2 separate regions of the Homo sapiens genome follow, and region 2 is linked to region 1. Evidence: read pairs that join two places in POLR2A ChIA-PET (ENCODE). Cell type or tissue: GM12878. All regions are shown on one strand. Links, peaks and the distances in the headings refer to the core of each region. The heading gives the core; the rest is flanking DNA.

What was found. ChIA-PET counts read pairs that join two places held together with the same protein. Peaks named below come from ENCODE experiments on the same cell type or tissue, not always from the same donor. Only the 100,000 strongest peaks of a DNase experiment are listed, where the experiment ranks them.
Region 2: POLR2A ChIA-PET joins it to region 1 with 5 read pairs; 5 of 35 experiments call an interaction of 5 or more read pairs at or near these places.

The regions. Positions count from the first base shown.
Region 1 is chr21:36,019,018-36,023,413 of GRCh38, reverse strand. No RefSeq gene overlaps it. Among named protein-coding and RNA genes, the nearest start is that of LINC01436, 16 kb to the right of the region's middle. In GM12878, for the core only: no CTCF peak of the experiment used is centred there; a DNase peak (open chromatin) is centred at 1,933.
Region 2 is chr21:36,093,105-36,097,500 of GRCh38, reverse strand. All of the region lies in intron 2 of CBR1-AS1 (CBR1 antisense RNA 1), which reads left to right. Among named protein-coding and RNA genes, the nearest start is that of CBR1, 25 kb to the right of the region's middle. In GM12878, for the core only: no CTCF peak of the experiment used is centred there; no DNase peak of the experiment used is centred there.

The DNA.
Region 1 (4,396 bases), core at 274-4,273:
CCTTCACTCCTGAATGTATAACTTACAGTAAGTTCTCAGCAGACCAAAAAAAATTCCTTTTATCATGTTCTGGTTTTTTTCCTTCCACTGTTTTATTTCACTTACAACATCACTCAGGCCCAAATGGTATTTGTCAGGAGTAATTGGCAAACGCTGGAGGCTGTGTTCAAGGCTGCTTGAATGGAAAATCTCAAAGCAGTTGTCCATGTTGAAAGAAAATATTACATTTGATCTTTTTAAAAAATGATTTTCGCAGACATGATGCATGTCTGCATTCTTTAGCCTTACAACCTCTTTATATTTGGGAGGGGAAAGAAAACCTCCCTGCAGGAAGTAGCACTTCACAGTTAATTTACAGTACGTCGGAGAAGTAATGACAACACATGAAAAGTCATTTGAAAAACATGACTATGATTTATTTTATTAGCTAGCTCATAAGCCTGTACTGGTTTGCAGGTTGTTATGCATTGAGTTATGACTTCAAGCTTTGCATTTCATGTGTATTTCTCTAAGGATGTTTATTCTTCTGGATGAAAATATGCTTAAGGATGGTGGCAGCCATCCACGGGGGGTGGTGTAATACCTTCACATGCAGTCTCATTTCTAAGCTACATGCTTTTCCAGAGCAGGACATCATATAGCCAGCAAATGAGAATCATCTGATTAAACTGAGGCCCAGAGAGCAGGGATAACGTGACTGAGGCCATGCAGTGAATGGTGACTGGGTACCCTAAATCTGTTGTCATCATACTGTACCAGCTGGTTCCTCTGTGCATTTTCACTTCCAGGAACAGAGCATAGCATCAATGACACGGTTCTGAGGCTTTTAAATCCATACTACCCGCTATTAATATGCCTTCCTCCATGTTCCAGGGGTGTATGTGCACATGCCCAAAGGAAATGACACAGTCCAGGGACTGAGGATGGCAGAGCTCATAGGAAGTACCACCTCATATCTGCTATGCTGGGATAATTCTGGAACAGTCACATACCAAGAGCCACTTTGATGTTATAGAAAACTCTATACCAGGAGTTGGCAAACTATGGCCAGTTTCTATTTTTGTAAATAATTTTTTTTTTTCCTAAGCCGGGTATGGTTGCTCACGCCTGTAATCCCAGCACTTTGGGAGGCTGAGCTGGGTGGATCACTTGAGGTCAGAAGTTCGAGACCAGCCTGGCCAAAATGGCAAAACCCCATTTCTACTAAAAATACAAAAATTAGCTGGTTGTGGTGATGCATGCCTGTAATTCCAGCTACTCAGGAAGCTGAGGCAGAAAGAATGAACCTGGGAGGCAGAGGTTGCAGTGAGCCGAGATGATGCCACTGCACTCCAGCCTGGGTGACAGAGTGAGACTCTGTTTGAAAGAAATTTTTTTTTTCTAAATGCAAACTTTATTATGACAAAATATGTATAACATAAAATTTACTATTTTAACCATTTTAAATTGTACAATTCAGTGGCATTGAGTATATTCACACTTTGTATAACCATCCCCACTATCTAATTTCAAAACTTTTTCAGCACCCCAAATAGGAACTCTGTACCGTGAATCGGTAACTTTCCATTTCCCACTTTCCTGAGCTTCTAGTAACTTCTACTTTCTATCTCTATGAATTTGCCTGTTCTAGGTACTTCATGTAAGTGCAGTCATACGATCTTTTTACTTTTGTGTCTGGCTTATTTTACTTAGCATCATGCGTTCAGGGTTCACCCACGTTGTAGCACGTGTCAGAATTTCATTCCTTTTTAAGGCTGTATACTATTCCTTTGCATGTACGTGTATCTACACATTTCGTTTGTCCATTCATCTATTGATGAACACCTGGGTTATTTCCACCTCTTGGCTATTGTGAGAATAACATTCATATACAAGTATCTGTTTGAGTCCCTGCTTTACATTTTTTTGGGTATAGAGCGAAGCATGTGTAAATAAAGATTTTCACGTGTATTTGTTTGGCAGTTGCATATGGTTGGTTTCACTTCCCAACAGCAGAGCTGAGGAGGTGTGACAGAGACTACTCCGGTTTGTGGTTCACAAAGCTGAAAATACTTACTATCAAGCCCTTTACAGAAAAGTTTGCTGGCCTCTGCTAGAGCTGATACAGTACGTGCCCTGTTCGATGGCTCTGTTGGAGAGTGCCTCTCTCCATCACTGGCTTTGAACAAGGCCTACCTGTTTGCCTGGTACTTGGTACCCACAGAGTGATAGCATCAGGCATGCTCCAACCACCAGCAAGTTTGCTCGCCCCCTGGGGTCTGCCGTCCTCCCAGGGGTTTGCTGACGGCCATGAGATGCTGCTTTTTGGCTCTCCTAGAACCTGGAGCAAATCTTCTCTATACTGGGGCAGCATTTCTTTCCCTGCCTCGACCCACAGGTGTTAGTTTCCCAGGGCTGCCGTTACAAAGTTCCACAAGCTCGGTGGCTTAAAACAACAGACATTTATTCTTGCACAGTCCTGGAGGCTGGAAGTCTGAAATCATGGTGTGAGCAGGGCTGTGCTTGCTCTAAAGGCTCTCAGGGAGAATCTGTTCCCTGCCTTTCTCCCAGCTTTTGGTGGCGGCCGGCCATCCGTAGGGCTCCCTGGCTTGCTGCTGCGTCACTCCCATCTCTGCCTATGTGGTCACATCACCTTCTCCCATGTCTCTTTCTGTATCTGTTTCTCCTTTTGTCTTATAAGGTTCATTGCATTCAGGGCTCACACAACTAATGTAGGATAATCTCAACTTGAGATCCTTCTCTTCATGACATCTGCAAAGATATGATTTCCAAGCAAGGCCGCATTCACAGGTACTGGGACTTAGGGATTGGGCATGTCTTTTTTTGGGGGAAGGGGACACCATTCAACCCACTGCAACAGATAATGGATGACATTCAAATCCAAACGGCATAGATGTATATATATAGCTAATAAAATGACACATCCCATGAGTGGACTCCGATTTTGAGAAAATATAAGATTTTTTTGTTTTGTTTTGTTTTTAAAGAAACAGAGTCTTGCTCTGTCACCCAGGCTGGAGTGCAGTGGTGCAGTGATAGCTTACTGCAGCCTTGACCTCCTGGGCTCAACTGATCCTCCCACCTCAGCCTCCTGAGTAGAGCTTGGGGTTACAGGCTCATGCTCCTGCACCCAGCTGATTTTGAGAAAATATCAAAAATCTGGTAGGGAAGTAAGGCAAATAACGCTGCTTTTATTTTCCCCAGGGACATTGATAAACACATTCATCCACATGAGTAAAGCAGCCATGTAAAGGTCTCCAAAAACTAGTCACTGAAAATCATTTAAAATGTATTTTATTTTTTAGTTTTTTTTGGAGACAGTCTCATTCTGTCACCCAGGCTGGAGTGCAGTGGTGCAATCTCAGCTCCTTGCAACCTCCACCTCCTGGATTCAAGAGATTCTTTTGCCTCAGCTTCCTGAGTAGCTGAGATTACAGGCGCTCACCACCACACCTGGCTAATTTTTGTATTTTTAGTAGAGATGGGGTTTTGCCATGTTGGCCAGGCTGGTCTTGAACTCCTCACCTCAAGTGATCCACCCACTTTGGCCTCCCAAAGTGCTGGGATTACAGGTGTGAGCCAATATGGCCGGTCTAAAAATGTGTTTTAAGGACTAGATTATTTTTTTAAAGAGTATTGATTTTTTTCTTTTTCTGTATTCCACAGATAATTAAGCAAACAGGCCAAGGGTAGTGATGGCTCACACCTGTAATCCCAGCACTTTGGGAGGGTGAGGCAGGAGGATCACTTGAGGCCAGGAGTTTGAGACCAGCCTGCTCAACACAGCAAGACCCCGTCTCCACAAAAAAAAAAAAAAAAAAAAAAAAAAAATTAGCTGGGTGTGCTGGCACATAGCTGTAGTCCCAACTATTCTGGAGGCTGAGGCAGGAGGATTGCTTGAGCCCAGGAGGTTGAGGCTACAGTGAGCTAGGATCGCATCACTGCACTCTAGTCTGGGCTACAGAGTGAGAACCTGTCTCAAAAATACAACAAATAAAATAAATAAGATAATTAAGCAAGCGAGTACCACAATAAACACATTTAAATAAACACATTTTTGTTAAAAATCACAGTAAATGGAATTCACACATTTTTGGCTATGTAAGAAGAGTTCCAGTAGAGTAGCCTTGATTCTCGTAAGGGCTGCTAGTGGCTTCCTCTGCTGATGAGGAACACAGGACAAATCCAGGACATCTGATTTTTCTTGTGGTACGTGCATGAAAGCTAATCTGAATGACAATACTGGAAAAAAGCAAAGAAGAGTTCATACAGCCTGATGGCAGGTTTCTCCTCTTTGCTTGGAGAGAGGCAGGGTGGCATATTCGTTCATCAGCAGTGCAGGGGTTACTCACGTGTGTTTAGCCTTGACATCTTTCATGTTAAAAATCTATCTCAG
Region 2 (4,396 bases), core at 250-4,249, 74 kb before region 1:
CATGGTGGTGCATGCCTGTAATCCCAGCTACTTGGAAGGCTGAGGCACAAGAATCGCTTGAGCCCGGGAGGCAGAGGTTGCAGTGAGCCAAGATTGCACCATTGCACTCCAGCCTGGGTGATAGAACGAGACTCCATTTCAAAAAAAGAAAACAAAGATGAAGGGAAAGAGCAGGCAGGCAGTAGGGAAAGACAAGAGAAGAAAAAAAGTGAAGGAGGGGTGTGAAAAGAGGCAAGTGGTTACATTCTTTTGCAGCTTTAATCAACATTCTTTGAATCCACATGTTACTGTGGGTAGATAAATAGTCAATTATGCATTCATCTCAGGCTCAGTGAATCTGCATTAATATGCATTTGTCTCAGGTAGGTGGAGGGATGACTTCTGGTCCTGTCTTTGTCCCCTACTTGCTAAGATAAGCTATTAACTTACATTGTCAGGGAGAAATTCAACAGAACTGCTTTAGGGTAAGGATCTTAGGGCCTGCAAGGAATTTCCTTGTGGGCAAATTGTGAGAGAGCACCCCTGGGGAGGGATGTGGGCTTTTATCTTTGTAGGAACAAAAATAGGCAGTTTTGTGTGACTCAGTTCCCAAGCTTGACATTTCCCTTTGGCTTAGTGAGTTTGGGGTCCCAAGATTTTATTTTCCTTTCACAGACATAAAACCTGTTGAAACATTCCAACTTTCTTAATTCTATCAACCCTTGCATCTTTATGTTCTGGTCCCAGGCACCTTTTCTTGTCCAATCCCAGACCATTTTACCCTTCCTGGTGAAAAAGGCTTTGAGTCCCCAGCAGGGGTGCTGAACCAAGGAACCCTGGCTCCTTTCATCAATCTTATCTTGATGAACATTGTCGCAGGCAATTCTTCAGCTCTCTCATTGTAATCTCTGCCCTCATATTTTTTCATAAATCTCTCCAATCTAGGGTAAATATGGCACTGATTTGGGGCCCTTGGAGGACAAATGTTAGAGGACCAGCTGGGGCTCTCTTTGGTTTCCCAACTTTCTTTTTTTTTTCTTAAAACCCTCATACAAACACCCAACTTTCAATAGTGTTGTATTAAGACCTTTATTTTAGTGCCAATTTCCATTTTATTCATTTCATTTCTTTCTTTCTTTCTTTTTTTTTTTTTTTTTAATTTTGAGGTGGAATCTCACTTTGTCACCTAGGCTGGAGTGCCATGTGATCTTGGCTCACTGCAACCTCCACCTCCCAGGTTCAAGTAATTCTCTGCCTCAGCCTCCCGAGTAGCTGGGATTACAAGTGCCCACCACCACACCCAGCTAATTTTTTTTTTTTTTATGAGATGCAGTTTTGCTCTTGTTGCCCAGGCTGGAGTGCAGTGGCGCAATCTCAGCTCACTGCAGCCTCTACCTCCTGGGTTCAAGCAAGTCTTCTGCCTCAGCCTCCCGAGTAGCTAGGATTACAGGCATGCACCACCACACCTGGCTAATTTTGCATTTTTAGTAGAGATGGGGTTTCTCCATGTTTGTCAAGGCTGGTCTCACACTCCTGACCTGAGTTGATCCACCTGCCTCGGCCTCCAAATGTGTTGGGATTATAGCGGTGAGCCACCGTGCCTAGCCTTCGTTTCATTTCTTAATAACCATCTAAAGATTTCCACCCTGCTGTGATGGGTTCCATGATTTGCCCTTTCTTTTTTCTCTTAGTTTCAACCCATCAATGATTTTTAAGTTTTACCTTACTTTGTAAATAACTGCTTAAAAATCCCCACCTTTTTGGGATGAGTCCTTTGACTCCCCCTTTTGCCCTCACCATTTTTTTTTTTTTTTTTTGGAGACAGAGTCTCACTCTGTTGCTCAAGCTGGAGTGCAGTGGTGTGATCTTGGCTTGCTGCAACCTTCATCTCCTGGGCTCAAGGAATTCTTGTGCCCCAGCCTCCTGAGTAGCTGTGATTACAAGTGTGCACCACCACACCCAGCTAATTTTTTGTATTTTTAGTAGACACAGGGTTTCACTATGTTGCCCAGGCAGGTCTCAAACTCCTAACCATAAGTGATCTGCCTGCCTCGGCCTCCCATAGTGCTGGGATTACAAATGTGAGCCACCATGATCCTGGATGCCTTCACCATTTTCTTGTTAATTAGCCTAATGTGTTTACTAGCATCTGTAAGACTCTTGAGGAGAAGTTGAGACAGCAGATTTGATAAGACCTCCTGAACTGTCTTTTGGTTTTGCAGCAATGTTACTGGAAAGGGGTCCTCATCCAGACCCTGAGAAAGGATTCTTGGATCTCGTGCAAGAAAGAATTAGGGGTGAGTCTATAAAGTGAAAGCATGTTTATTAAGAAAGGAAAGGAATCAAGAATGGCTACTCCATAGACAGAACAGCCCTGAAGGCTGCTGGTTACCCATTTTTATGGTTATTTCTTGATTATATGCTAAACAAGGGGCAAATTATTCATGCCTCCCCTTTTTAGACCATATGGAGTACCTTCCTGACATTGCTTGGAATAAGATATCTCTAACATTTTTTTATTTTCAGTGGTTTATTTAGTTCCAATAGTGACACAATCCAAAAGCTTCTTTCAAGCCTAGGTGGGAATTTTCCACGTTTTTTACCATGTAAGCAAAAGATATTCCTAAAAAGGGTATAGAGGAGGCATCTTCATGATCCCCCAAAATTCACTCTTATAAATAGACTTAAGATACCAAAAGATGGCCAGGCACGGTGGCTCACGCCTGTAATCCCAGCACTCTGGGAGGCTGAGGTGGGCGGGTCACCTGAGGTCAGGAGTTTGAGACCAGACTGACCAACATGGAGAAACCCCGTCTCTAATAAACTACAAAATTAGCTGGGCATGGTGGCACATGCCTGTAATCCCAGCTACTCGGGAGGCTGAGGAGGGGTATCACTTGAACCTGGGAGGTGGTGGTTGTGGTGAGCCGAGGTCACGCCATTGCACTCCAGCCTGAGCAACGAGAGCAAAACTCCGTCTCAAAAAAAAATAAAAATAAAACATAAAAAATAAAAAAAAGATAGCAAAAGATGACAAAAGCCCTGTAGGAATGGGACCTTTTAAGACAAAACTCCCATAAGAGCCTGATACGTTCAGAGTGAAAAGTGAGCTTTTTAAAATATTATGTGTCTTGGACCCTCAGAAAATCAGATGAGGACCCGAAAAATCACATTTTCTGGATGGCAGAGACTAAGAGTATCCCCCCTTAGTCACAAAGTGAAGCTCTCAAGGACACGAAACAGGAAGAGTGGGAAACTTCATCTGGTTTTTGTTTCAGGGACCCACAGTAAAGTTTGTCTTAACAGACATTGGTCCGGTCAGAACCACAAAAGACTGACCAGGCTGCAGTGCCGTTTTCACAGCAGGCTTACAGGGGCTTACAAGAGTTCTAGGCTCGTATTCTACCCTATGGTACCCCCTTTTATTGTTACTGAAACCCTAGAGGTTTAGGCTAGGTCCCGCTTCTCACTGCACAGAAAGCTGCTCACTGAGACAGCCAGTATTGCTAGGCTTTAATTGGGTGCTGCAGCAGAGGAGATGGGAGATCAGTCTCAAATCTGTCTCCTCACTCACTAAAGATAGGAGTTTATACAGCAGAAATGTAACAACATGCAGGAAAACAGGAATTAGGAAGGGGTAGGAAAGGGACCTTGGTCAACAGGCAGCAGGTGGTGGGTCAGTCAATCATAAAGGGAGAGAGGTATGACATTTCATTATTCAGGTGTGGTGATCCGATGAGTTTCAATTCTTTGATTCTATCTGGGAGACCTGATGGCTGATTTCTTGAGAAAGGAACTCAGATAAGATGAATGTAACTTTCTCAAGTTTCAAGATTGGAAAGGTAAATTTCTATGTTTCTTCAAAAGAAACTGTAAACATCTATGAGATGGTGAACTGTAAAGTTCTGTGGAATAATTGGGTCAGTTTCATTCTGACAGAAGGACACAGAAAGAAGAAGCAAAGTGGCAACAAAAAAGGATATTAGAGGAAAAGGGATCAAATGATGTGAATACTCATAACACAAAATACCAGAGTTACAGCAGAGTCACCACAGTGCAAGACTAGTTACACAAATCCTTTTTTCCCATAATCAAAACTTTGCAGATGAGGTTGGACATGGTGGTTCACACCTGCAATCCCAGCACTTTGGGAGGCTGAGGCAGGAGAATCACTTGAGCCCAGGAGTTTGAGATCAGGCTTGGCAACATGTCAAAACTCCATCTCTACAAAAAATACTAAAAATGTTACCTAGGCATGGTGGTGCATGTCTGCAGTCCCAGCAACTTGGGGGTGCTGAGGTGGAAGGATCACTTGAGCCCTGGAGGTCGGGGCTGCAGTGAGCTGTGTTTGTGCCACTGCACTCCAGCCTGGGTGATGAAGTGAGATCCTATCTAAAACAAAAACAAAAACAAAAAC